Regions from separate parts of the Homo sapiens genome. Here all the other regions are linked to region 3. A link is a loop called in an ENCODE intact Hi-C map of the cell type or tissue named here. Cell type or tissue: CD4-positive, alpha-beta T cell. All regions are shown on one strand. Links, peaks and the distances in the headings refer to the core of each region. The heading gives the core; the rest is flanking DNA. Region 1 overlaps SERINC5 (serine incorporator 5). Region 2 overlaps SERINC5 (serine incorporator 5). Region 3 has its middle 9.0 kb from the start of THBS4-AS1. Region 4 overlaps MSH3 (mutS homolog 3). Region 5 overlaps SERINC5 (serine incorporator 5).

What was found. A loop is a pair of places that touch in the nucleus more often than their neighbours do. Peaks named below come from ENCODE experiments on the same cell type or tissue, not always from the same donor. Only the 100,000 strongest peaks of a DNase experiment are listed, where the experiment ranks them.
Region 1: a loop joins it to region 3, with 4 times the contacts of the local background. A loop is called at or near these places in 15 of 110 quality-filtered maps.
Region 2: a loop joins it to region 3, with 8 times the contacts of the local background. A loop is called at or near these places in 13 of 110 quality-filtered maps.
Region 4: a loop joins it to region 3, with 6 times the contacts of the local background. A loop is called at or near these places in 27 of 110 quality-filtered maps.
Region 5: it touches region 3 in a loop (2.3-fold over the local background); 16 of 110 quality-filtered maps call a loop at or near these places.

The regions. Positions count from the first base shown.
Region 1 is chr5:80,188,529-80,194,223 of GRCh38, reverse strand. All of the region lies in intron 2 of SERINC5 (serine incorporator 5), which reads left to right. Among named protein-coding and RNA genes, the nearest start is that of SERINC5, 65 kb to the left of the region's middle. RefSeq lists enhancers at 174-744, 1,317-1,887, 1,888-2,459. In CD4-positive, alpha-beta T cell, for the core only: no CTCF peak of the experiment used is centred there; DNase peaks (open chromatin) are centred at 1,603 and 2,083; H3K4me3 peaks cover 3,765 bases; H3K27ac peaks cover 5,000 bases.
Region 2 is chr5:80,202,473-80,208,595 of GRCh38, reverse strand. SERINC5 (serine incorporator 5) reads left to right here. Exons shown (of 12, transcript NM_001174072.3): 2 at 5,543-5,710. Among named protein-coding and RNA genes, the nearest start is that of SERINC5, 51 kb to the left of the region's middle. In CD4-positive, alpha-beta T cell, for the core only: no CTCF peak of the experiment used is centred there; a DNase peak (open chromatin) is centred at 3,425; H3K27ac peaks cover 1,756 bases.
Region 3 is chr5:80,089,600-80,095,722 of GRCh38, reverse strand. No RefSeq gene overlaps it. Among named protein-coding and RNA genes, the nearest start is that of THBS4-AS1, 9.0 kb to the right of the region's middle. In CD4-positive, alpha-beta T cell, for the core only: a CTCF peak has its summit at 3,731; a DNase peak (open chromatin) is centred at 3,822; H3K27ac peaks cover 1,153 bases.
Region 4 is chr5:80,669,423-80,674,422 of GRCh38, reverse strand. MSH3 (mutS homolog 3) reads right to left here. Exons shown (of 24, transcript NM_002439.5): 4 at 4,114-4,326; 5 at 2,063-2,179; 6 at 1,565-1,682. Among named protein-coding and RNA genes, the nearest start is that of DHFR, 17 kb to the right of the region's middle. RefSeq lists an enhancer at 664-1,863. In CD4-positive, alpha-beta T cell, for the core only: CTCF peaks have their summits at 1,883 and 2,083 (motif pointing right); a DNase peak (open chromatin) is centred at 2,072.
Region 5 is chr5:80,147,512-80,152,990 of GRCh38, reverse strand. It overlaps SERINC5 (serine incorporator 5), which reads left to right. Exons shown (of 12, transcript NM_001174072.3): 9 at 2,043-2,109. Among named protein-coding and RNA genes, the nearest start is that of THBS4-AS1, 67 kb to the right of the region's middle. RefSeq lists an enhancer at 518-1,017. In CD4-positive, alpha-beta T cell, for the core only: no CTCF peak of the experiment used is centred there; a DNase peak (open chromatin) is centred at 2,070; H3K27ac peaks cover 2,475 bases.

The DNA.
Region 1 (5,695 bases), core at 92-5,091, 99 kb before region 3:
ATTAACAATAACAAGAAAATATTGCTGACCCAGTTCTTTGATTCTGGAATGCTTTTTTAAAATCCAGCTGAGATGGAGTGCTTTTCAAAAGTTCTCTTTCTGCGTAGCAACTGAGTTCATGGTACTGTTGTACCTTATGTGTCAAGTTATCAAGGAGGAAGTTTTTGAGATTAAAAGTGGGTTGGGACCATCGAACCTCAAGCCCATTGTAGAACTGAGGGAAAATTCTCACCATGACCTTTTAGAATTTTCCTCTGGGGAGCTGGCTTTGAGGTTTTGCCTCTTAAATCCTCTGAGTTCCCTCCCCTCCAAGTTAGGATGACTCTGGAGACATATGTTTCCAAACGGTTTTATCTTTTGGTCTAAATTTCATCCGGAGATAACATGTGAGAGAAAGCAAGGAGTCCCTGTACCCTCCTATGCCTCAGCTGTCATTGCTGGGCCTTATCCTTCCCCATACAAGTGGATGTCGGGAAGTAGTGGTGGGAAATCGTTTTGTACTGGAGGCAGCAATTTGAACTAATGGATATTCTGCTGAGAGTCTTTTTTTGAGCCTGAACCAAGGACAAAGAGGTTTGATCCTGGTCCAGTAATAATGAGCTTGCCAGGAGGCAGGAAATTGGAAACAATACATACTGTCCTTGGTCTGTGAGGATCCATTACCTGCACGTTTGCGGGAGCACCAGGTGTCAGCTGGATCTCTTTTAGGATTGGTCTGGCTATGGACGAGAGAGAATGATAAGATGTGAGAATGAAAGTTTTCCTAACACGTTTTTTTCTGTAGTCATCTAAAGCGTCTGTTAAGCAACTGTCCACAGACAGGGCCTCGGAGTAGCCTGCAGATAAATAGAACAGACAAAAGCTTTGGAAATGAGCATTGTCAGCCATCATAAACATGGGGCTGGAGAGAACAGAGAAATGGCACAACGAAGAATGGAAGAAAAAGTAGCCTCAGAGCGATGGGAACAGGAAACAATGCATAGATATTGTGAATGGCTGAATCTTGATACTTACTCTGCATAGAAATTTAATAGGATGATTCTGTGACTTGATTAAACTGTAATCCGAGCTCATTCTTCAAAAGTTTAAAAAATTGCCTAGCTGTCATTCTTTCAGATGCAAGTGGCGAGCACTCTGAAAGGTGCTGGGGATTTCAGAGACACTGAGTAACACACAGTTATTGTCCCCATAGAGCTGGCCCTCAGGTAGGGGAAAAGAGAGCAGTTTGGCAAGTGTGTCTGGAAGGAGCCTGTGATGCTAGACTGTGTATGTCTGAAAGCTAAAAATATGTGAACTCCATTAGTGAATATTGGACAGTGGTGTTGGCTCAGATGTGACTCGGCTGACCTTCGGAGTCACGTGGTAACTCAGGAATGCTCTCTCCCCATTCTAGAGACAGAGCTGAGGTGCCTGGGAGGTTTATAAAATGGAATGAAGTGTTTTTGCCTCCTCATCAGGGCTGAGCATAATCATAAGGGGTTGGGTATTCTGGTGGTGTGGTTTTAAAATTTCAGCGAGACAGTCTCTGCAGTCTTCAAATAGATCTAAAATTATCTTTCGACATGCTGGCTTTCATCAGTGTGGGGTTTATTTTTGGTTCCATGGGGTGTGTTTGTGTGACAGATGTGAGGACGTTTTCTGTTCGAGCTATTGATGGCTTCTGAGCCGCAGAGATGAGCGCTGGAAGCTCATAGACACATTCTCTCTCCATTCCTTCCCACCCCATCTGAAAAACTTTCTGTGGGTGGATAAATTAAGGTACTTTATTTTCTGCTAAAAAAAAAAAAATGACATATGGGAGATACACAGTTTGATTCACTTAAGGCCCAAGTTCCATTTGAGGACAGCCCTGAGGAAGGGAAGAGTCTCATGGGAGAAGGCAGGAGCGGAGGGTTGGGACAGCTGGACCGCAGCCCAAAGGAGCTGCTCTTTTGGCTCTTGATTTGTAGAGTAAGTTATCACCAGTTGTCACTTGCTTTTGAAATGTGCATTTGTACTTAGGCAGTTAACAGTTAGCCACAACTCCTCATCTATTCTTCCTAGTAGCGCAGGGGTGGGGCAGACTTTTCTTACAAAGAGCCAGCTAGTACACACTGGAGGCCCTGTGGTCTCTGTAGCAGCTCTCGCCTTTGTAGTGCAAAAGCAGCCAAAACAATATGCCAGCCAATGGCATGGCCAGCCAACCAGTGTGGCTATGTTCCAATAAAACTAGGAGGCTAGCTGGATTTGACCCACTGGCTGTCGTTGGCTGACTCCTGTGTTAGACCCTCCATGGTCTTATATGCGTTATGTGCAGTTATTCTCCCATCTCTCTCAAAAGGGAAACGTCAGTGACCTGAACATTGTGCTCAGAGTACCAGAGTTCTTGCTTAAGTTGCAGGTAACTGACTAGGCTGTATGAACCACATAGTGGGTAGACTAGGTAAGAATAATGTGGCAATAAATTAGTATGACATGTTTAATAGTAATTATGTCTATATGGCATTTTGGAATAAATGGCAAATTGTTTACAAGTTAAAAAAAAAAAAGTCTTTTTTTTTTTCTTTCTTTTTTTTTTTTTAGAGACAGGGCCTTGCCCTGTTGCCCAGGCTGGAATGTGGTGGCACGATCATGGCTCACTGCAGGCTTAACCTCTGGGGCTCAAGTGATTCCCTGCTTCAGCCTGCTGAGTAACCGGGACCATAGATGTGCACCACGATGCCTGGCTAATTTTTCTTTTTTTTTTTTCTTTTTTTTTTTTTTTTGTAGAGATGGAGTCTCCCTATGTTGCCCAGGCTGGTCTCAAACTCCTAGGCTCAAAGCAACGATCCTCCTGCCTCAGCCTTCCAAAGTGCTGGGATTATAGGTGTAAGCCACTGTGCCCAGCCAGTCATCTTTTTATATATTCTGTCAAAGGACGAAATTACAAATTTAGTTGGAAAGTTGAATTGGATTTTATTTGTGATTCTAGAATGTGAAGTAGAACGACTGTTCCAGTTAGCTGAGCAGAGGAGGGTGTCTTTATAGGCAGAAAAGGCTTGAAAAAAAGCAGAAACAGAACAAAAGGTTAAAACAGAGGATTTCCTTATTAGGCAGACTCACATTGACTAGAATCTTTCAGTGGTTTTTTTTTTTGGTTTTTGTTTTTAAAGAAAACTGGCCCCCAAATTCAGTGGCACTTAGTACAAGTGGCTTCATTTTGGTTCGGTCTGGTCTGCTGGGGCCTAGTGCAGGAGTCAAAAACAATGGCCTCTCCTAAACTTTAACAATCCAAACCAAGCATTTGGTGATCCAGGAAGAAGTGGGGTTGGAGAAAATGAGGGTCTGGGCACCCTAGTTCCCCAGCTGCTGGGCACCATCATTCAATTCCAGGTCTGATATAAGAAAGATGCTGGGGCCGGAAACTTAAATGTCTGCCATGTACTGGTTCCCATCACTAGAACTGGGGAACAGGTAATGGGGCTCTCAAATCTTGAGGTTATAGGTTTGGTGTAGAGTCCTATCTTTTGGGGAACATTAGGTCCTAATGTCCTGCCTAAGGCAAACATCATGACTAGTCCGAATTAACCATGAAAATACTTCAAATATCCATCAAGTAGAGCATAGTTTTGTGCATACAGCATTTCACTAGTAGAACGTTAGCTCTTTTTAGCATGAACTTTTAAACTGTTTTATTCACAGCTCGTATCCCCCTAGTTTAGAGCAATACCTGCACATAGTAGTTGGGAATGAGTGCGTGGATGCTCAAACTCTAGGCTGTAATACATGTGTATGTCATGTAACATATAGTACGGAATGAAGATTATACATGCAAACTCTAAATTCACTGGATTTTTACAAATTATATGCTCATGTCTGTAATCCCAGCACTTTGGCAGACCAAGATGGGAGGATCACTTGAGCCAAGAGTTCGAGACCAGCCTGGGCAACATGACGAAACCCCGTCTCTACAAAAAATACAAAAATTAGTCAGGTGTCATGGTGTGCACCTGTAGTCCTAGCTGCTCCAGGAGGCTGAGATGGGAGGATTGCTTGAGCCAGGGAGGTGGAGGTTGCAGTGAGCCGAGATTGTGCCATTGCACTCTAGCCTGGGTGACTGAGTGAGACCCTGTCTCAAAAAAAAAAAAAAAAAAAAAAAGTACGGGAGACAGTTATGTAAATAGTTGAACTTGCAAATAATGTATTACCACTGCGTTCAGGTCCACACATTTAAGAAGAAAGCAAGCTAATTTTGGCTGAGTGAGGTGGCTCCCACCTATAATCCCAGCAGTGTGGGGATGCTGCAGTGGGAGGATCTTGTGAGGCCAGGAATTTGAGACCAGCCTGTGCAACATAGTTAAAACCCTGTCTCTACAAAAAGTAAAAAAGTAGCGGATGTGTTGGCATGCACCTCTAGTCCCAGCTTCTGGGAAGGCTGAAGTGGGAGGATGGCTTGCGTCTAGGAGTTTGAGGCTGCAGTGAGCTATGATTGTGCCACTGCACTCCAGCCTGAGGGACAGAGCAAGACCCCTTCTCTATTAAAAGAAAAGAAAAAAAAAGAAACTAGCAGATTTGAGGCTCACTTAGACTATAAGCATGTGTTTTCTCTAAATGGTTAGAATAGAAAGACCTGCATGTTTCAGCATTTAGTCCTCTCTTTATAGAAATTTCACATTTCTATGTTCAAGAGATATCTTTCCATCAGCCGTGTTCACCTCAGGGCAGCACAGTGTCTTCTGTTAGACCCTGTATTCTGTGTGGGGCCATAGCCGTATTTTCTAGCCGAAACGAAAGTTCAGACCTCCGTAGCTGTGGTTTTAAGTTGTCTTGAGTTAGAAATAGATTTGTGTCTTTGGCTCAGAGGGTCCTATTCACTCTCTTCCCGGCTTTGGTTGTAGGGGCATTGCTTACAAAGGCCCTCAGGAATCTGGAAGATTGACATGTTGACCTTGCCGGGGCAGCACAGGAGTACCTGGCTGAGAGATGGTGTGTCCCCAGCTCTGCCTCTCTTGCCGGCACCTCCACTCCTCCTCTCTTCTGCTCTATTACCCCTAATTCCAGAGTTTCCAAAACCCTTCTTATGGAGAGTTTGGCAGTATCCGTTCAAATTTTAAATGTACTAACTTTATGACTTCTGTCATAAAGCTGACTTTAGCTTCTGTCCTTCTCAACACTTTACATGTGAACAGAGAGATACACATAATAAGGATGATATCCATTGTACATTATTTATAATAGTGAGAAAAAATCAGAAAAAAACTAAATGCCTATCAGCAGGATAACAAACTAAATTAGAGTCAATCAGATTGTAGAATTCTAAATTTTTATCTATTTTTCTGAGACAGGGTTTTGCTGTGTTGGCTAGGCTGCAGTGCAGTGGCGCGATCATGGCTCACTGCAGCCTCAACCTTCTGGGCTGAAGTGATCCTCCCACCTCAGTCTCCTAAACTCTTGGGCTCAAGAGATGCTCCTACCCCAGCCTCCTGAGTAACTGGGACTACAGGCGTGCACCACTATGCCTGGCCAATTTTTTTACTTTTTGTAGAGACGGGGTCTCTCACTGTGCTGCCCAGGCTGGTCTTGAACTCCGGGGCTCAAGTGATCCTCCTGCCTTGGCCTCTCAAAGTGCTCAGATTACAGGTGTGGGCCACTGGGCCCAGCCTAGAATTCTATGTAGTATGTAAGAAGATGCAAATAGATTTATCTGTTAAACATACAGCAACCTCCAAGACATAAT
Region 2 (6,123 bases), core at 586-5,585, 110 kb before region 3:
TGATTCAGTGCTTGCGTGGGAAATTGAGTATAGCATGCAATTGTGAACTTGTTCCCATGGAGGAGATTGCCAGCCACTGTGCGTGAGGAGTGTTGCCACTGTGACTTCACCATACATTATTCAGCCAACATCCATTTACTGAGTCGTTTGGGGGGGCAGGCACTGTTTTGTTCATTTATTTATTTATATTTTTAAAAAATAGGCTTAGGTTTTTTTTTTTTTTTAGAGCAGTTTTAGGTTCACAGCACAATTAAGAGGAAGATACAGAGAGTTCCCATATACCTCCCCTCCCCACTTGCACGGCCTCCCCCATTATCAGCTCCTCCCACCAGACTGGTACATTTGTTAGAATCGATGAACCTACCTTGACACATCACTACCACCTAAAGTCCATGGTTTACATTAGCATTCCCTCTTGGCGTTGTATATTCTATATTTATTTGTTTTTTATATGCTGTAACTTTTTCAGTAAAAGCTTTATGCCCTCTTGGAGCCAGGGGTAACGAAACCCTGGCACTTCTCTCCAAGCTTGTGAAAGCACCAGTAGTTCCAGCCAGGAATTGATTTTTCCAGTTTTGAAAGTGAGTGACATGCTCAGTGTCTTAACCCTGTAGGTGGCAGGGGCTGGATGTGAACCCATTTTATTCAAAGGTATGCTCCTCCAGAAACACGTGTTCAGTCAGCAGGGCTGTGAGATTTCCCTAGATGCTAACATAAATGTTTCTTTTACGGATGCTGTTTTGAATTTCCACCTGGTATATATATCAATGTGTAGCTTAAGATAATGTGCTCGAACCTTAATTATTAGCATAGTTTACTTTGATAAATCACTTTTGGGCTAGTAAGAAAGGCTAGTCCATTCTAATATTTGGAATGTGTGTGTATAGGTACACATACATATAGACACATATATATGTACATATGTATATTTGTAATACCATAGCACTGTATAGAGTAAGAGTGAAAATGAAATTTGGAAAATCAGATCCATACAATGGCATATGACTTTAATGACAGAATAGGGTTAAACCAATAGGGCTTTCTTTTTACATTTTCCACAATCATGTCCCTTCTGTTGCTATTTGTCTGCCTTTAGATGATCAGTTCCAATTAGGCTCACAGTGATGTTTGTATCTGTTTATTTTTCCCTCTGTGGAGATAATAGTAAGTTTAAATGTTGATTCAGCTGTGGGAATGTTTTATTGTGGGAGGCATTAACTGTTTCCAAAATACTTATTTTCCCAAATAGAATAAGTATTTTGTTGATCACATTTGAACTTGAAATACAGTGAGAGGTTGCTGGGCACCATGGCTTACACCTGTAATCCCAGCACTTTATGGGAGGCCGAGACGGCGGATTACAAGGTCAGGAGATTGAGACCATCCTGGCTAACACAGTGAAACCCCATTTCTACTAAAAATACAAAAAATTAGCCAGGCGTGGTGGCGGGCGCCTGTAGTCCCAGCTACTCGGGAGGCTGAGGCAGGAGAATGGTGTGAACCCAGGAGGCGGAGCTTGCAGTGAGCCAAGATCGTGCCACTGCACTCCAGCCTGGGCGACTGAGTGAGACTCCGTCTAAAAAATATATATATATATATAGTGAGAAGTTATCTAAGACCACAGGGTAACAGAGAGTTAGCAACCAGCCAGGCATGGTATCATGGTGTCCTGTGCTTGTAGTCCCAGCTAAGGCTGAGGCAGGAGCATTACTTGAGCCCAGGAGTTTGAGGCCAGTCTGTGTAACACAATGAAACTCTGTCTCTTAAAAAAAAAAAAAAAAAAAGCAATCAGTGAAGGAGGCAGTTAGGAAAGGGTTCAGGAGGCAGGACCCAGAGAAAAGCCAGCTAAAGCAGTGGGGAGGGGACAGTTGTATGTGTATGTGTTTAAAATTGGGGCATGTGAGTGGAAAGAGGTCAGTAAAATCAGAGATTGAGAACATCAGTGAAGGAATTGTAAAGGAAAGTGGCCCATAAAACACCCACACATGCAGTAATGTTAGGATACCACTTGTGTATTCTCTTATCTCAGCCCGAGTAGAATGTCTTCTTTTACAAAGCAGTGGCTTAGTTTTGTGAGTCAAGAAGAATCTGGAGGAAGCTGGCTTGGAAAATCGGACGTAAGATGGAGAGAGTTGGTTAGGAAAAATTTGTAGTGATGAAACAGTAGAGAATGACACAGGGCTCAAACAATGACAGTCTCATGAAGTAGATGAGATAACTAGGGAAATGACTGTGATTCCAAGATCTGTCATACCATTATGGTATGTTGTCTTACCCATATACCTGTGATCGTAGCTCATTGTAAGTGATGTTTATGGTGTAGCATTCTAATTGATGCTTGTTTTGAAGCCTTGCAGAGTCTCAAACTTCCTTCCAAATCATTATCAAAAGATTGAATTGTTGGGCTTTAGGTTTATATAGAGTATAGTGTTAATACATACAGATTTTATTGTAATCTGCAGTTTATGGTAATTTCTTGTAGCATTGCCCTGTTGGCTTAACAGGGACTCCTTTCTGGTGCCAGTTGTGTCTGATTAGGTTATCCAAGACACCATGTAGTACTTCTGCCACCCCCACTTTATAAACGAGAAGTCTTGAGGTTTTTTTTTTTTTTTTTTTTGTGCACCACCACACCCGGCTAATATTTTGTTTTTTGTTTTGTTTTGTTTTGTTTTGTTTTGTATTTAGTAGAGACGAGGTTTCACCATGTTGGCCAGGATGGTCATGGTCTTGATCTCCTGACCTCACGATCCGCCTGCCTTGGCCTCCTAAAGTGCTGGGATTACAGGTGTGAGCCACCGTGCCTGGCCAAGTCTTGAGTTTTTAAAGGATAAATAACTTGCTTGTAGTTCACAGCTAGTAGGTGGCAAAGCCAGGCCACAAACCCAGCCAAGCTTTGAGCCTGAGCTTTTAATCACCATCCTCTATTACCTTATGGTTTATTAAAGATCCCAAAGAAAAGATGTGTATGCTGTTAGTGGTATAGCAGGAGCTCTGTGCTCCTCTGGGCCCACGTCCTACTCATTAACCCAAAAAGCTTACCATTTGGGACATGAAACTCTGGTAGAAATGCAGTGTAAAAGGCACCCATTTCTTTTGAGCTTCAAGTTACATACTCTCATTATTTCCTACAAGGGTGTATGGCTGCAGGCCTTTCCCATCCCAGCACCCTGGGTGCTTGTACATTCATCCTTAGGCTCATGGATTTTGACAGGTTCCTTTTGAAACCGTCTAGGGTTGATGGTCATGTTGTCCGAGGTGTTATCCAAGTCCGTTGTCTCACGACCAAGAAAAGTAAGGATTAATATGAACACAAGGGTGAAGTTGGAGTGAACGAAGAAAGCTCTGTGCAATGGAAAGGAGGACCTGAGTGAGTCGCTGTTTTTACAGTTGAGTCTGAAAGCTTTTATGAGAAACTCCCCTCATCTCTGTAGCTGTTTGCCTAAGTTCCCTTATCTGTGCAGCTGTCTGTGTAACTCTCCTTATCAGTGCAGACACGGGCATGTGTTGGGTAAACACAAAGTGCAGCTCCTCATTTGTGTAACTGTGTTTTAGGTAAGCCTCCCCCAGCACCTCCCCACTCCCTGTGCAAGTTCCCACGGAGCCCACCGTGTATGTGCCTGAGAAGGAGAGGAAACTTTTCCCTGGGAGCCTGCTAATCACACAAAGAACAAAAGGCTTCTATGCTGGGCCCTGCTTTCTTATCAGTGCAGCTGCAGTTTTGTTTTTCCCCAGGCAACTCTTATTTGTATGTGTAGCTGTGATTTTTCAGTCTGTTTCTCTGAGGACTAGCCTTAACTGTCTGCCTAACTGATTTTTCCTTTTCTTCTCCCTCACTTTCTTGGGCCCAACTTTTTGTTTTTCATGTTCTTCCCACTTTGTTTACTAGTTCTTGGCTTCTTCTCTTGCTCTTAGCTGATTGTAGAAATCTTTTTGTCTGAGAGTCACGATTATAATACTTCAGATGAACTGTGCCTTTTCTGTGTAATAATTGGGCATCTCCCAAACCATTGATGGTTGTCATTAAAGATAGCACCAGAACAATTCCGATGAAAGCTTTGTTCACACACCGAACTGTTCCTGCATGTCCTATGGTCAAGGTACCTGGGAAGAATGTTCATCTTGTAGCTTGGAAGGTCGACCTACAGAAGACCTGGGTGAATACGTTGGTAAAGTGGTGTGACTCAGTACAGGACACCAACTGGGCATCCCACAATTTAATTCAATTCTGACACTAACTACCTAGAGTTCGCACAGACCTCACAGGTTAAGGGCTGGGTTCCACAAGACTTTTCTCATTTCAGATGCCAATTGCAAATCTAGGCCTTCCATACTTCTGACTGACCAGCTATGAATCAGGGGTTCCCAGCATCCCCTCTTTAGGTTCAATAATGGGCTAGAATGGATCACAGAACTCACCAAAACTCTTTACTGGCGATTACCAGTTTATTATAAAGGAGACAAATGAACAGCCAGATGAAGAGGTACACAGGGCACTGTCCGGAAGGGTCCCGAGCGCCAGAGCATCGTTCCCTTGGAGTTTGGGTGCACCACCCTCCAGGCACATGGATGCGTTCACCAAACTGGAAGCTCTGAATCCCATTGATTAGGGTTTTTATGGAGGCACTATTATGTACATGCGGCTGATTAAATCATGGGCTATTGGTAATTAGCTCAGTCTTCAGTCCCTGCCCAGGTGTGTGCTCCTGAAAGTTCCGACCCTCTAAACCACATGGTTGGTTCCACTGATAGCCAGCCTTCCATCCTGAAGCTATCTAGGGACCCAGGAAGAGTTGCCTCATTAGTACAAGCTCTGGTATGACTGAAAAGAGCATTAGTAACGAAATACTCTCCTGTTAACCTCTGTCACTCAGGAAATTCCAGAAGTTTTAGAAGCCCTTGCACCAGACCAAATTTTTGTATATATATATGTAGAGTAATGGCAAAAACCACAATTACTTTTGCACCAACCTAATATGATTGTTTTCTTTTTTCCTGGTCATGTTTTTCATGGAGATAGCCTCCCAAGTAGCTGGGACTACAGGTTTGTGCCACCATGCCTGGCTAATTAAAGAAAAAATTTTTTGTAAGAGATGGGGTCTTGCTGTGTTGCCCAGGCTGATCTCAAACTCCTGGGTTCAAGCAATCTTCTTACCTTGATCTCCCACAGCTCTGGGATTAAAGGTGTGAATCACTGCACTGGGCCTTATTAAAAATATATATATGTGTGTGTGTGTGTATATGTGCATGTGTGTATGTATATATGTATATATAAAATATACATTAGATATAGACTGTCTCAATATATATAAATATATATACACATATATATATATATGTGTATATATATTTATTTAGAGACAGGTTCTTGCTGTGTTGACCAGGCTAAACTTGAACTCTGGTCTCAAGCGATCCTAGTCTCAAGTGATCCTCCAGCCCCCCGAGTAGCAGGGACTCCAGATGTGTACCACAGTGCCTGGCCATGTTTCTTATTCTATCACAGTATCATGCTCTAAGCAGATGCCTTCTGTTCCTTTTCTAGCTGGCCTGCTGCTGTGGGTCTGCAGGCTGCTCTCTCTGCTGTGATTGCTGCCCCAGGATTCGGCAGTCCCTCAGCACCCGCTTCATGTACGCCCTCTACTTCATTCTGGTCGTCGTCCTCTGCTGCATCATGATGTCAACAACCGTGGCTCACAAGATGAAAGAGCACGTAAGTTTGTCCGTGTTCAGCTCGTCCTATTTCCGATGTTTGATGAGGGTGTGTGGGAAAAACATGATTTAGAAGATGGGGTCCATGTACCCCCATGTGTTTTGGGGTATACCTGGTTTCCTTGAACCTTCCTGAAGCCTGCTCTATGCTTTCCAGGATCCAATGCCTTCTGGCTAAACAGGAAAACCAATCAACAGCTTGATCTTTAGTAGTAGTGTAGATTCTATCTGATGCTTTTGGTGGAGAATTCTTGTTTTAATTTTTAAATTTTAAAACATTTGTGTAGATTAATGGGGTACAAGTGCAATTTTGCTATGTTGATATATTACCTTGTGGTGAAGTCAGGGCCTTCGGTGCATCCATCCCGGGAATAACACACGTTGTACCCACCAGGCAACCTCTCATCATCCACC
Region 3 (6,123 bases), core at 673-5,672:
TGACTGCCTCACCTTAAATTTCTCTAGGTATGAGACTAACCAAATAAACCACTTCAGTTAGACTCTGTCCCTTGTCATGTGTCCAATCTCAGGGGTCTCCACTTTGAGTTTTGCTTCTCCAGCTCTGCAGGTGTTTTGTGGTGATTGGCCTCAACTTTTAGGCCCCTGTTTTCCATTATTTTCTCATTAGTGATGCCTGTGATGACCTAGCACCTCAATTATTCTTTGCACTTTGTAAGCCCAAAGCCTCTTTCAGTTGTTGGAGATAGTTGACTGATGTTTCGGGGTCTCCAAGACCACTACATTTAAGTGGTTTGCTAGAAAGTCTCATCGGAGGCTTTCTAGACAGGGATGTTTAGAACAAGGCTCTCTTTGGACCCAGGTAAAAACTCTCAGGATTAAGTAAGTCTGAGTTCTTCAAATAAACAAATGCCCTCTAAATAGAATCTAGTGATTGGCTGAAGCATAACTCAGCATCTAGTTATTCTTACAGTTATAATTTATTACAGTGAAAGGATACAGGGCAAAATCAGCACCAAAAAAAAAAAAGAAAGAAAAGTGTATGGGGCCAAGTCCAGAGAAAACCAGGGGGGCAAGCTACCAAGAGTCTTCTCCAGGTGGAAGTCACATAATATGTGCTTAATTTCCCCAGCAATGAGTTGTGACAAGGGATATGAAATGTTGGCCACAAGGGAAGCTCATTAGAGACTCAACACCCAGGGTTTTTATTAGGGTCTCGTCTTGTAGGCACCTTCTCCCTACCATGTACCAAAATTCCAACTCCCAGAAAGAAAGCAGATGCTCAGCATAAACCACACTGTACAGTCAAGACATGGTGAACCACTCTTATCAGTTTCAGAAATGGTGGGAACACTCTGGAAAGCCAAGTGCTCAGATACCAGCCAAGGGCCAACTTTGCAATTAGGCCTTTCTAACTAAAGATCAGCAGCCATCTCGGACCTGCTGTTAACTCTTCTCTGCATACCTGGTGAATGTGTGCTGTCGCTATAAAAGAATTTCAGATTTTGGAACCAGAGTCAGTGATGCTGGGTTTGAATCTCTTTCCATCTATTGATAAGGTAGGAATCTTCTACCTGAGACCTCAGCTCCTGTCGGCTGGCCCCCAGTGTACCCCTATCCTCTCCAGGCAGTGGTGACAACCCCTAACAGGTTGTTAGCCAGAGTGTTCCCAGACTGAACTGAGGGTTGGGCTGCTTGTTCTCATGGCCCAGTAATGAGATGCAGATAAACTGGGAAAGAAGAGAGTTTATTTCTGTAACCCGGTACAGGCAGAAGGCCAGGAAAATATCACCAGACCGACTCATATTTACAAAGTTTTCCAGTGCTTATATGAAGCTATATGTCTACATGTAAGTGTGGATTCATCAAAAGACACAAGTGACTGATTCCCTGTAATCCATAACTAAGATCTGAGTCCTGGAGACCTTCCTCCGGAGCCTCAGTAAGTTTATTTAATCTAGATGGGTCCAGGTGCTGGGGGTGATTACCCTTATCTTGCCTCCCGCTGAGTTATGGCGGTCTGGGGAGTTCTTTGCTGACCCCTAATAAAACGTGTTTAATCCTAAACGTGGGTACGAGGAATGTAAGAATTTCTTTGTTATCTTGTCATGCTTCAAGGCCCAGGAAAGGCCTAGGCAAGACTCTTGGTGGCTTTTGTCACATTCCAGCCTTTGTGTAAGGACACTGGCTCTTGCAGCCTTTAATGTTTAACCTAAGCACTCAGTCAGTGCTGAAACAGTTGTCATGGAGGCCTGCCTGTTTAGCTATTCGTGAGACCTGGCCTGCCACAAGAGGGGTTGAGTCCCAACCTTCTCCATATCCCCTGCAGGCCGCACAGGGTACCTGGGAAATCCCAAGTACGGACTCTCATACTCGATCACTTACAGAGTCAGGTAGAAACTTACATGTGTGGACACTGCGGTGCATGGACAACACAGGCCCTTTTCAAGGTTCCTGTGCGTGAATGCAGATGGAGGCTGGAGCTTTTGACTTTTTAAAGAGAAGTTGGAAATCCAGGTTTTTGTCTAAAAACACTCAAATTTTAAATGTTTGCTCAAGTTAGCAAATAGAAAACCCAACAGCAACCACCAAAACACTATATGGCCCAAAGAATTTTTGACTCAAGTAATTTAGGTCATGCAGACTGTCCTGGGCCAGGAAGCTGCCTGCCCCCTGCTCCCTGGAAGTGTTCTTCCTGGCAGGGATGTTTAGGACGAGGCTCTCTTTAGACCCCGCTAAAACCTCTCAGGATTAAGTCTGGGTTCTTACAACAAACAAATGTCTTCTAAACAGAGCGAGAGAATCTAGTGGTTGGCTTTGAGGTGCATTTAATTCTTTTTTTTTTGAGATGGAATCCCCCTCTGCTGCCCAGGCTGGAGTGCAGTGGCACAATCTTACTGCAACCTCTGCATCCAAGGTTCAAGTGATTCTCCTGTCTCAGCTTCCCAAGTAGCTGGGACTACAGGTGCATGCCACCACACGTGGCTAATTTTTGTATTTTTAGTAGAGATGGGTTTTGCCATGTTGCCCAGGCTGGTCTCAAACTCCTAACCTCAAGTGATCTGCCCGCCTCCACCTCCTAAAGTGCTGGGATCACAGGCTTGAGCCACTGCGCCCGGCCAGGTTCATTTAATTCTAAACTACACTATAATTTTGCAGTTATGATCAGTATTATTAATAGTAAGACAAAGGCTTTCAGTCATACAGAGGCCTGGACTAAAATGGACTGGCTTTGTGTACTTTTAAAATCCCTCCCAGTATCTAGCACAGTGCCTGGTATGTAGTAATTGCTCAGTGTGTGTCTGAAGAATGAGTGAATGATGAGTGGATAGATGAATGGCTCTTTGCTTTGCTCATGGAGAAGACTCTATCCTGTGAATTTAGGCTGAGGGACAAGGCAGAAGTCTTTGCGAAGCAATACCTAAAAGAAAGCGAGGCTTCAGTGTTCGTTCAGAGACTAAGTTGCAATAATTCACGTTTAGGTGGTGGTTTCCTTCCTATGTGGTGGTTGTTGCTTTTTGTTGAGATGTTCGTTTTGATAAATAAGAGTTCTTTTTTTTTAGACAGGGTCTTGCTCTGTCACCCAGGCTGAAGGGCAGGGGTGCAATCATAGCTCACTGCAGCCTGTCCACTCAGGCTCAAGTAATCCTCCCATCTCAGCCTCCCAAGTAGCTGGGACTACAGTGCACACCACCATGCCTGACGAATTATTAAAACATTCTCAGTAGAGATAGGTCTCACTATGTTGCCCAGGCTGGTCTCAAATTCCTGAGCTGAGGCGATCCTCCTGCCTCACCTTCCCAAAGTGGTAAGATTTCAGGCATGAGACACCACTCCTGGCCAATAAAATTGTTCTTAAGCCCTGAACTATTAGCATATAACATAGTGCTAGGAGCAGAGTAAGTGTTTAATAAATTGTAGTTGTTGTTATTCTTTTTTTTTTTTTTTTTTTTCCTGAGACACATACTTGCTCTGTTGCCCAGGCTGGAGTGCAGTGGCGCGGTCTCAGCTCACTGCAACCTCCGCTCCCCGGGTTCAAGCGATTCTCCTGCCTCAGCCTCCAGAGTAGCTGGGACTACAGGCGCAAGCCACCGCACCCAGCTAATTTTTGTATTTTTAGTAGGGATGGGGTTTCACCGTGTTGGCCAGGATGGTCTCGGTCTCCGGACCTCGTGATCCGCCCGCCTCGGCCTGCCAAAGTGCTGGGATTACAGGCGTTTGTTATTCTACTTTTAATGAAATTTAGTCATCTTTTAGCTAAAAAAGTGGCTGGTTTAGGGGCTATTTTTAGAGGATTGCTGCCCCCTAGTGGATGATATGAAAGATACAAGAATTTGAGGCCTCTTGGCCTCGCCAATTCCACAAATTTGTACTTTATTGAGAGGTGGAGGGTGAGATAAACATGGCACGGTCCTTATCCTCCAGGAGCCTGTAGAAAACCACAGAGCTACTGGGACTTTGGAGATGTTAGTTCTCAAGCCCTGATCCTCAGAATTCTGGTAGGAGGGGTAGGAGTGGGATGGAATTGTTGTGAGGAAAACTCCTTAAAAATATGCTAATGGAGAAAATTTTTCGTTCAAATCTTCCTTCCATAAATTTTTCTTAGACATTAGATATCTGCTACTGTTTACTCTAATAGGTGCTGCAAAATAAATAACTAGGCCGGGCGCGGTGGCTCACGCCTGTAATCCCAGCACTTTGGGAGGCCGAGATGGGCGGATCACAAGGTCAGGAGATCGAGACCATCCTGGCTAACACGGTGAAACCTCGTCTCTACTAAAAATACAAAAAAAAATAGCCGGGAGTGGTGGCGAGTGCCCGTCGTCCCAGCTACTCGGGAGGCTGAGACAGGAGAATGGTGTGAACCCGGGGGGCGGAGCTTGCAGTGAGCCGAGATCACACCACTGCACTCCAGCCTGGGCGACAGAGCAAGGTTCCGTCTCAAAAATAAATAAATAAATAAATAATGAATGACTAGTAAATACCCCCAATGAGGCAGCAGATGCTCACACTTAGTTGGATGATGCTTGTGAACGCGTATGTTCACAGCAGTGAAATTCTATTGTGCTTTGCAGTATATAAATTTAATGTTACTCAACAAGTTAAACTTAATGAAAGGGAGACTTATGCGCTGAATCACAGCTTGGATGATGGATAAAAGCAAACCTTCCCGCCCGCCCCAGTGTATCCTAAGCTGTGACTTCCTAGGTCTCCTCCTCCAGGCCAGGATGGGAACTGGGCTCAGCCACCCGTCTGCCTGGAGCCATCAGCTCATTGGTTATTTGTGGAATTTCTAGGGTGAGTGATCTGGCCTGGTTTAAACATAGGCATCTTTTAGGAACAAATCTAAACAGTAGGAGGCCACGTGTGGTGGCTCATGCCTGTAATCCCAGCACTTTGGGAGGCTGAGGTGGGAGGATTGCTTGAGCCCAGGAGTGTGAGACCAGCCTGGGTAACATAGTGAGACCTCATTTCTAAAAAAGAATTTTTTAAAATTAGCTATTGAAGTTGTTCACAATATGTTGTGGTAGCACTTTGAGATATTGACCCATTTCCTTTTCATATTTCCCTTTGCCCCAGTCCTCCCATTCTGGCAGAGTGGACTCTGGGCCCACTATTTCAGTGAGGCTGTGGTGGTGTGAGTCAGAGCCAGCTTGCAAACTGTTCTAGTTTTTGTGTACCCAGAGCTAAGCCCATAGTCGAAGTCTGGGGTTTGTGGGAGTGTCTTAGTCCATTTTGTATTGCTATAACAGAATACCATAGATGGGGTGACTTACAAAGAAAGGAAATTTATTTTACATGGGAGGTTGGGAAGTCCAAGATAGATCAAGTGCTGGTATCTGGTAAAGACCTTTGTGCTGTGTCATCCCCTGGTGGAAGATGGAGGGGCAGAGAGTATAAGAGAGCAAGAAATGGAACTCACAGCCTCAAGGTCTTTTATAACTGACATTAATCCATTCACAAGGGCTCTGCCCTCATGAATTAAACACCTCCCACTAGGCCTTAATTTTCAAAAGTGTTGTATTAGGGATTAAGTTTCCAACACATGAACTTCAGGGGGCACATTCAAGTCATAGCAGGGCGTAAGTGAAGGAACACCGGGAATGGATAAGATTTCTTGGCCAAAAGCAAAAGGGAGAATAAGGCTTCCCTCCTCATACTTGAGAAGGATTCTCCCATGCTGAGAGAGAAGGAAGGGAGGCCTGTGGGAGCTTTCTGCAGTCCATAGGTAAGGGGCCAGTAAAGGAATGGCTGCAAAGGTTCACACAGATTTGAGGTCCCCAGTGTGGTCTGTTAGAGTATGGGGGGTGGGTGCTGACTATGGTCACGTTAGAAGGAATCTGTGTGGATAGATGTCCCCCTCCCCAAACACCTTGGTTCTGAGAAGACATCCTAGAGTCTTGATTCTGGAAGAAGAATGGGAACCCCAAGAAAGACTGAGGTTATGTTTCTCTTGAGTTTGGCACAATAAGTTCTCAGAAGAAAAACAAGGTGAAATTTGGGAAATAAAGTTGTTTTTCTCAAAGACCTGAGTTGAAGGCGTGGATGCATGTCCACTCCATAGTTGAGGAGGTAGACAATGTGAGGAAAATACTTTTCGTT
Region 4 (5,000 bases), core at 1-5,000, 580 kb before region 3:
ATTTTCCTTTTTTAATGTACCTAAAAGCTCCCAGATATAGCAAGACAATTTTTTAAAGACATGAGAAAACAGAAACATATATACATTATATGTGCATGTATGTCTGTGTATGTGTGTATAAAATGAGTCCATTAACTAAATCTCAGGGATGAAAGCTGATTTGGGGCAAAGTCTGGACATATCTTTGGACATCAGGACATAGGACCCATAAAAGCAGCAAAGGAAAAGCAGGGAGGGGGACTGTACTAGAAATGGGCTTCAAATAACAGACTCAAGCTTTAGCAAAAGAAAAAATAAAAATACCAGGTTCTTACAGCCTGATCAGCTTAGAACAACACAAGGCTGTTAATAGTTTGGAGCCCATTTTGAGTGATAGCTGTTCCCTATTTATAGTATTCATGGAACAAAACAGTCCTTAGAATTAGATGAGCTGAGAAATAAGCAGATCTGTAATAAACCATAACAGAAATAATACTTTCACACAGTATCATTTAAGGCCTTCTTATCTCTCCATTCTTCCATTATCAGAGAACTGATTCCACCCCCATAGTAATTTTTTTTAAATGCACCCTGGTCTAATTTTACATATAATTATTTGGCTTTTGAAACTGACAATTTTGCTTTTGAAATTATTTGGCATCAAATAACACACTGCATTTATAAATGACCGTAAATTTAGGGGCAATCATTATGCACATTGAAAATTCTTACCAAGTGAGAAAACTTCACCCACAGCCCATTTTCAAAAGTAATAAAATTTTTATAAAGTTAACAATTAATGAAGACGGGCTACCACTATATTTTATAGGCATTTAACTCTGTCTTAATTCTGACTTCAGCCAGTTCTCTTTTCACATTTTGAATTTTTGGTTTGTTTGTTTGTTTGTTTGTTTGAGACAGGGTCTCACTCCTGTCACCCAGGCTGGAATGCAGTGGCATGATCACGGCTCACTGCAGCCTCTACTTCCTAGGCTGACGTGATTGTCCCACCTCAGCCACCCAAGTAGCTGGGACTACGGGCAAGTGCCAACATGCCCAGCTAATTTTTTGTATTTTTGTGGAGATGGGGTTTTGCCATGTTGTCCAGGCTGGTCTCAAACTCCTGGGCTCAAGCAATCTGCCCACTTCAGTCTCCCAAAGTGCTGGGATTAAAGGCATGAGCCACAGCGCCTGGCTTCAATAAGTTACTTTTTAGGTCTCACTTTGGAAAGACCCTGAGGAGCTTGTAGGCCCTAAGCACCTAACTACTTCCCACAAATGGGCTAAGGAAGATATAATTTCAAATCAGATACTAACCTGACATCGTCTTTTATTAGGGTTGCTTTTTTTCTTGCTCTTGAAGTATGATGAACTTGCCTTCTACTATGACATGTGAAAAGATGCTTGTTTCCAGCCACTACTTCCCTCTTGAATAGCACACCTAATCAAGGGTTCACCTTAATGCCTCTCAGCTCATCTAAAAAGTTCCCAAAGAGCAACTAAAAAACAAACAAACAAACAAACAAAACCTGCCAACAAAGCCCTTGTATCATTTAAGAGAAAAACTCCCGTCCAAAAAGGATATCTTCTCCAATAAGTGTAGATTTTGTATAAAGGGCAGTCAATTTCCGGGAAAAGAGTGAACTTCTGTTGTCTCCAATGGCCTTTAATGCTGCAGTTTCAGTTTGCTTCACAACTCCCACCTTCAACAAAAATAAGAAATATTGCTATCAAAGGATAAAAAATGACTTGTAAAAACTCATTTCGAAATGTTTAAACGTCAATTCTGAAATGGTTAAAATAATCAGTCCACAACGTTCAGATGTAGGGTTTAAAGGAGTTGACAAGGGTGGATAATTTGCTAAGAAACACTATCATAGAGTTTAAAAATTTACCCTAAATATCTAACAATATGTTAAAAACTCATAAATACATAATACTAATAATTATGAAACACTTTCAGTTCTGTAAAATGCAAAATTCTAAACCAATTGAAGCCTACCTACCACCTTACAAAACACGTTTGCACTCTCTGGAGGAGAATCCCAATTTCCTTTCCCCACAAGTTAAAGCCAAAGCTGACCTTATATCCTTTTGCCACCAGGCGGCGTACATGAACAAACAGTCTGTGAGTAGGTATACTTGCTGTCATAAAGTTGTGATCTAAATGGCAATAAATATTGAGCTCTCGGGCTGCAATCTAAAAAATGAAAAAAGAAAATATCAATAAATTTATATTTTAAGATTCCCTATGTGATGTTGGTTCACTTTATTAAAAATTAATCAAGGTATACATTTAGGATTTGTACACTTAATCTAAATGTGTACTATGTCAATAAAAAGTTTAAAAAAATGTTCCCTGTATAGAAGCCTATGGTTTAATGTATTTTGGGCAGTTCCAGTGACCTAACTTCAGTATCAACATCTGTATCTATAAAAGACTCAGAAAAATATGACAGGTCTTCTACATCCTTAGAGCTTTCCCTACACAAAGACTATCCAATACAGAGATCATGAGACTGTAAAAGAGTAAGAATTTGCTACATGGCATGTGCAAATGACTGACATTTAGAAGACACTACAGAGTATGCAGAAATGATGAACCCATCCGGACAGAGAAATCATTGAAAAAGTAAAAAGAGAAACCCCAGGCTGGCTAACTAATTAATGATGCACGACTGATAGAAATATAGAACCATGAAGCACCATGTGATTCCCTGATTTCCTCTAGAAAGCACCATGGCTTAGATATTGCCCACTGAAGCCATGGAACTCTAATTCTAACACTCTCGCTCCCCAACCTCACCCCTTCTCTGAACTCTATTAGTCCCTCACAGAAGGGCAGAAAAACATCAGCCTTTACCGTGGTCAGGTCTGAATTTACCGTTTAACCTAGACAGTTTCTCTCCTTCGCCTAGGGGATGACAACTACATATTTGTTCCTGCCCTCAGAAAACATGGTGACATTATCTCAGAGCCTAATTTAATATCACAGAACATTGCATAATGCATCTGACTTTGAGAACGCTGCTTGCCTGCCACAGAGGATTTAGGAAACTTGAAGAAAAAAAGTTGGCCAAGTCTTTACTTCCCATCCAAGAAGCACAGACATGCTACCTCATCACTCTCTAGTGTACAATCCAACCAGGTCCCAAACTATAGAATCATCACAAGCATTCATGACTTCCAACAAAGGTGTCATCTGCAATACTTTCCCTAAGTTTGCCTATGAAATGTTCAAATTTCACTTTCAACCTTCTTGACTAGGGCCTATAATAAATATTTCAACATTAAATACAATCCCAATTTTTTTTTTTTTTTGAGACAGAGTCTTGCTGTGCCGCCCAGGCTAGAGTGCAATGGCAGGATCTCGGCTCACTGCAACCTCCATCTCCCGGGTTCAAGCGACTCTCCTGCCTCAGCCTCCTGAGGAGCTGGGACTAAAGGCATGCACCACCACACCGGGCTAATTTTTTTAATATTTTTAGTAGAGATGCGGTTTCACCATGTTGGCCAGGCTGGTCTCAAACTCCTGACCTCAAGTGATCCACCCACCTCAGCTTCCCGAAGTGCTGGGATTATAAGCATGAGCCACCACACCTGGCACAATCCCAATTTAGACTAAGACACCAAGTTGACTGACACCCAAAGAGATCTGTAAAACTTCAAACAACTTCTGGTGGTAGCTGGTAAAGTTCACGTGTTCTTCCATTGAGACTTAACTTTGTTCCTGGCTATGAAAATTCATAAATTAAGAGTAAACAGAGGAACTTCTATACATCTCAAAAATGTTTTCTTGCTTGAGTCTTCATTAGAAAACATATTTACATGATTACGGTTTATTCACTAATTGACTCATCCAATTAACTTTGGATGGATAAAAAGTACTGGCCTAGTACCACGGAGAATAAGCGCTAACATTCCAATAGAGACCCCTCACTTTTTCCCACCAAGTCTGGTTCCCACCAAGTTTCTTGTGTTCATTTTTAGTTTTTACTTTACATAACAGTATTTTTTAAAAGGTGATTGATCAAATCAGCTTTTATATAAGGTCAGAAAATGAAACAAAAATACTGAAAAATATCTAAGGCTAGACAAGAAAAATATAAAATAGTGCCTGAAAAGACGACTTACCTCTGCATCTTCCCCAAAGAATCTATACTTATATCCACATTCCACACACAAAACTGCATCTTTGTGCTGCTGCTTCATTTCTATGTATTGTAATTCTAGCGGCGTATAGATGCTTTTGGACCGTTTGTTAGCTGATTTGGAAGCAGTTTTCTGTAAATTTTCATGACTTGTATTTGATGATCCAAACTGACTGAGATCAAAAAGTGTTGTGTCCTGGCAACCAAAAGATGTATAAAGTTTTAAAAATATTAACCACAATAATAAGTTCCCAGAGACGGAAAATGCAAATCTGGCAAAAAGCTAACACTTAGTGAATCTAGATGAAAAGTTTATAGAAGCACATTGTAGCATTCCGGCAAACTATCCATAGGTTACAAATATTTTCAAAGTAGAAGGTTAAAAAAAATTATGAACCAAGTAAGCTATCATAGAATTTTTATGCAAATTTTGAAAGTCTAAATATCTTAATGTTTTACATACTTGTTTTTAAATTTGATTTCATTAAATCTATTATTATTAACACTTATTTTCTTTTTATTATTTATTCTAAGGTGTGTAATGCACAAAAGGCCAATGGGGACAAATCTGGCTCTCTCTCAGGAGTAGGGCAAAACCACTTTGAGCAAAGCATGCCAACAGATAAAGCTGCACTTAATGTTTTATACTTCCAAGCACACTGTAAAAGACAGCACATTCTATAAATTCTTATAGAAAGAAAGAACCATGATTCTCTTGGTAAAGAAACATGAGAAAGAGCTGTTAAAAAATTTACAGCACAAGGCCACATTTTCAACATTAGTACTCCTACTATTCTTACCTTTCTGTGAGGAACCATAATTAATTCCAATTCACAGCTTAGGGAAAATTCCTCGCTTATTAGACTTAAT
Region 5 (5,479 bases), core at 1-5,000, 58 kb before region 3:
AAGAATTTATAGAGTAGAATATTTACTCTGAGGCTTTGTTTTTCTTTTTGAGACAGAGTCTCACTTTCTCGCCCAGGCTAGAGTACAGTAGCGTGATCTCAGCTCACTGCAACCTCTGCCTCCTGAGTGTCAAGCAATTTTCCTGCCTCAGCCCCCTGAGCAGCTGGGATTACAGCTGCCGGCCACCACACCTGGCTAATTTTTGTATTTTTACTATAGATGGGGTTTTGCCATGTTGGCCAGGCTGGTCTGGAACTCCTGACCTCAAGGGATCCACCCGCCTTGGCCTCCCAAAGTGCTGGGATTACAGGCGTGAACCACTGCACCTGGCCTATTCTGAGCCTCATAAATAATGAATGTTAACCTTTCAAATGAAAATTTCAGATAGTGATCTCTTCTTAAAATTAAAAACTTATCTTTTCCCCTGTGAAAACTATACACTGTACTAAATCAAAACTTGTATGCACAGGATATGTGCCACTCTTTTTTTTTTTTTTTTGAGACAGGGTCCTTCTGTCACTCAGGCTGAAGTGCACTGGTGTGATCATGCTCACTACAACCTCCCAGGCTCAATTTATTCTCCTGCTTCAGCCTCCCCAGTAGCTGGGACTGCAGACATGTGCCACCACACCTGGCTAATTTTTGTATTTTTTGTAGCGACAGGGTTTTGCCAAGTTGTCCAAGCTGGTCTCGAACTCCTGGGCTCAAGCGATCTACCTGCCACAGCCTCCCAAAGTGCTGAGATTACAGGTGTGAGCCACCACACCCAGCCGGGCCACTCTTAAATGTCGGATTAGGTGTTGTGTTCCTTGGGTGCGCAGTCATTGGGAGATGTTTCTGTCTTCCTCTGACCAGGCACACAGTCAGGAGGTGGAGTGGCATGGGCCTGGATTAGCATGCATCAGTTCAAAGCAGAAATGAAAGTGATGCTGTTGTACTTGAGTGGACCACAAAAGAAACAGTGAACTTGGATCTCAGTGGGCTTCTGTATGAGAAAGCTTTTTATTGTTTATCTCTGTCTCATTGATCTCTCTCCTTGGGAAAGAGGATGAGACTGCGCAGTGTTGCCTCATGGGGTTCGCTGGATTGAGATGAGTGTGTGTCCCCACCTTTCCATGAGCAGACCAGCTTCTTGAGCACCAACACGCCCGCCCATGTCAGGCCAGCACAGAAGCTACATGACGGCAGGATTGTTGCCTGTGTCACTGAGTCCCCAGTGCTTAGAATCGGGCCTGACACATAGTGGCCTTCAGTAAATATTTGCTAAATCAATCTGTAAAGTTAGCTGGAACCCTAAGTATTGTATATATTTGCTTAAAATGTTCTGTGTTTTTGTTTTGTAGAGATGAGGTCTTGCTATGTTGCTCAGGCTCTTCTCAAACTCCTGGCCTCAAGTGATCCTTCCACCCCTTCCTCTCAGAGTATTACAGGCATGAGCCACCACTTCTGGCCTGTTTTTGTTTTCAGGAAAAATAAATTATTTTGCCCCATGCAAGGCAATTTGTCTAACATTTTACCTTTCTAGGTCTCAGGGAAGTGGCAGAATTTTTTATTACCTCGACTGCTACTCTTCCAAACAGCAAGCCTTGTTCTACTATAGGCTATCACAGTAAATAACTGCGACTTTTGCTTTCATGCCCTTGCTTTCTGTTGCCATCTCTGGGCTCGTTGCTTTTGATTCCCTCTAAGCAAGACTAGTCAAAGGGAGGGAAAGATAAACTGAAATTAGAAAACTATTGTAGCATTTGAGGGAGGAGAGGCAAAAAGCAATACTGAAAACCAAGATATCTTACTTCTCTACCTACAACCTTCTTTGCATAAAATGATCTAATGCAATCCATGTAAAATGATATCAACTATAGAATAAGCCAGCCAATTTTGGAATAAGGAGAGGTATTAAAATAGATTGCTTTGATTTAAGTCTCCTGAACGGTAGGTTACATTGAGGCTCTCGTCGGAGCACTGGCCAGCCGGCTTTCCCCTTCATTCCATGTGTTGTAATGTGTTAATATGCCCAGCTGACGTTTTTGTCTGTTTCTTAGTTTGACATCAACAACAAGATCGAGTTCTGACGCTCTGCAGGGGCGATACGCAGCTCCTGAATTGGAGGTAAGTTCATTTCCTTTTCCTGTCCTGCTTCATCTCAGAAGATCCATTTCTCAGGAGGGCCTTTTGTGTTTGTGTCTTTATCAGTCTGCATTCCGTGATCCTGTTTTTCTGCTGAGGAAAGATTTTTGTATAGAAAAATAAATGCTGGCCGGGTGTGGTGGCTCACGCCTGTAATCCCAGCACTTTGGGAGTCCGAGGCGGGTGGATCACCTGAGGTCAGGAGTTCAAGACCAGCCTGGCCAACATGGTGAAACCCCATCTCTACTAAAAATACAAAAATTAGCCAGGCATGGTTGCTCACACCTGTAGTCCCAGCTACTTGGGAGGCTGAGACGCGAGAATCACTTGAACCCTGGTGGCAGAGGTTGCAGTGAGCCAAGGTCATACCACTGCACTCCAGCCTGGGCAATAGAGTGACACTTTGACTCAAAAAAATAAAATAAAAAAGAAAAATAAATGCTTTCCTGCTTTCCTTTGTATGCTATGGGATTAAAATGAATCAGTCCATTCTTGATTTTCTGTAAGAAAGCTGGCCTCTTGGGTGGCATCCTGCCGCTCACCCCCAACCAGAGGCTCAGGTAACCTTGTCAGGCTGCACCCTGCGCTCTTCCCTTGCCGTAGTGGAGTCTTGGTGGGTTTTATTTTAACTTCTGATCCACCCACCTGTTTCATACTTGTCTGTGCCCTCCATACACAGCGTGGCTGTGAGATTATGTAATAGCTGTTTGGAAGAAAGGAGAGAGGAAAGGGAAGGAACCATATCTGCTCTGCCTGACGCTGTTGAACGTTGTAGATACATTAACTCATTTGTCAGTTCCATCAGGTGGGCGTTTTGTCAGGTAGAGTGTTATGGACAATACATACATTGGTTGCCTGCACATCCAAAGCCTCAAGGTGTTCAGCAGATGCCTATCAGTCAACAAAATGTCTGTTATTTTCTTAATTGTGCAAGAGTCTTTCTGGGGCTCTCATCTACCAACAACAGCAAGGTCTAATCAGATGGAGGCAGCCAGGGAAGGACTCAGCTGTGACCCAAGAACGAAAAGAACCAGGGGTTCCAAAGATGGCTAAGACTTACAGCACTTGCTATGTCCCAGGCACTGTTCTAAGTTCTTCCTATGTGATTTCACTTAATCCTCATAAAAACCCAGTGACGTGCTATTACCTCCATTTTACAGAGGGGAAAACCAGAAGAGTTAAGTCATTTAAGCCTCACAGGTTTTGATTTGCCAGAATATAAACCGTGTACTCTGGCCCCAGGATCTGTGTTCTTGACCACTGCTGCCCAGGAGCTGAGCTGCTGAACCCTGGTCCTTGCTGCTGACTGCGGGCAGCTGGTTTCTGGCCACTGCCTGCGTTTTAATAGCTTTCCGTGGATGGAAAAGCCCTGGTGTCTGTCTAGATATGGGCATTTTACTCTGCAGCTGGGTGTCTGGGGTTGGTCTCTCTTGCACCTGACCTGGATATAGTGAGCCATTATGAAGGGCTGTCATCTGCCAACATCATTCACCAACTCTTTCTGTTGCCTAAAGGAGAAAATTGTGCTGAGTTTGAATAGGTTACTGCCTATTATAGAGAAGAGAATGGTCTGTAGAAGGGGTGTTTATTCTCACCATTGACTAGGTGACCACCTGCTGAGGTTGCATGGTTATGGTTTCAATGTCCCTATTGTGTACAGAGTTCAAGCTCAAAGAACAGCAAGTCTCCAAGTTAGATTTAAGAGAGGATGTTTTTCTTCTCAGTCCAAGGGAAAATGTCCGAGTGTTTCCTTCTGAACTGGAGAGCATGCGGGATGGAAGTTGGTTTGCTCTCCTGCGTCACATTTCACAGGATACAACTTTGAAAGTGAGAGTTCATAGTTTCTTATGGTAACTTGAACTTCAAAATAACTAAGACCTCAGCATACCGTGTCTTGGGCCCACTGAATGAATTAGTGGTTTTTAGACCATGGCACTTAATCCAAGCTCCTGTTAAGGCTAATACCTCCGTTAAAGGTTTCCTTGCCAAGCAGGGAAACAAGGGCTTGGCCTTGATACACAAATGAGATGAAGGCTCAAGCTCTCATATTCTTATCCTTGGCTCTCTGTTCTTTGTAGTTGAAATATCTTCAGCCACAAAGTGCTAAGGGCCCTGCACTTCCCAGGCTGTCTTAGTACTCTGTTTACCAGAGTCCTTCTGAAATCACATACTTTTTTTCTTTGCTTTTTTTTTTTTGAGACAGGGCCTCACTCTGTCACCCAGGCTGGAGTGCAGTGGTGGGATCACAGCTTACTGCAGCATCAAACTCATGGGCTTAAGCAGTCTTCCTCCCTCAGTCTCCCAAATAGCTGGGACTATACATAACCTGATTTTTTAAAATTAAGTTTATTGTTTTGAGTAGGTAAGAAATAATGGCCGGGTGCAGTGGCTCACGGCTGTAATCCCAGCACTTTGGGAGGCCGAGGTGGGTGGATCACCTGAGGCCTGGAGTTCGAGACCAGCCTGACCAACATGGAAAAACCCCGTCTCTACTAAAAATACAAAATTAGCCAGGCATGGTGGCACATGCCTGTAATCCCAGCTACTTGGGAGGCTGAGGCAGGATAATTGCTTGAACCCAGGAGGCAGAGGTTGCAGTGAGCCGAGATCGTGCCATTGCACTCCAGCCTGGGCAATAAGAGCAAATCTCCATCTCAAAAAAAAAAAAAAAAAAGAATAAAAAATACGCAAGGTACCAGAGATGCTTCAAAGGCAAGCATTCCCTCCATCCCTGCCCACGGCCCGTGCAACAGCTTGATTTTGATAGGAAACATGGGTAGGCTGCTTCCAGATTCCTTCACTTTACTATTTCAGATCCTACCAGCTTCGCCAAGCTCCTAGATACCACGTGTTACCTATTGTGAATCATGGATCTTGGTGTCCCCATCCTGCATTCGTCTGTTCCAGCTCTGTCACTAAGCTAGTTTGGTGACTTTGGCCAGTTAACCTGCCTGACCTCAGTTTCCTCAGCTGTACACAGGATAATAATAAGCCCAATGCAAAGGTCAAAGAGGGTTTAATGAAATAACATTGAAAGCAAAGCACGAGAAGGGAGCACCAGGAGAGTGGGGCTCTTGTCACGTTCATTGGGTTTCACATTGAGTTCTCCAGAAGCAGAGGCTGAGGCAGTTTGTTGCGTGGGATATTTATTAAAAGTCAGCACATGTGGGAGGGAGAAGGGGAAGGGGAGGCAAAATTGGGCAGAGGGTGAAGTTGAAGGACAGTGCAGCTGGACAAAGCCTCCCTAACCCTAGGAGCCATAAAGGCACGGCCTTTACCCCTGCCATGATCAGCCATTCCATGGCAGTTACCCAGGAAGGGTAAAGGAGCTCCTGTCTCGAGGCTCTGCTCT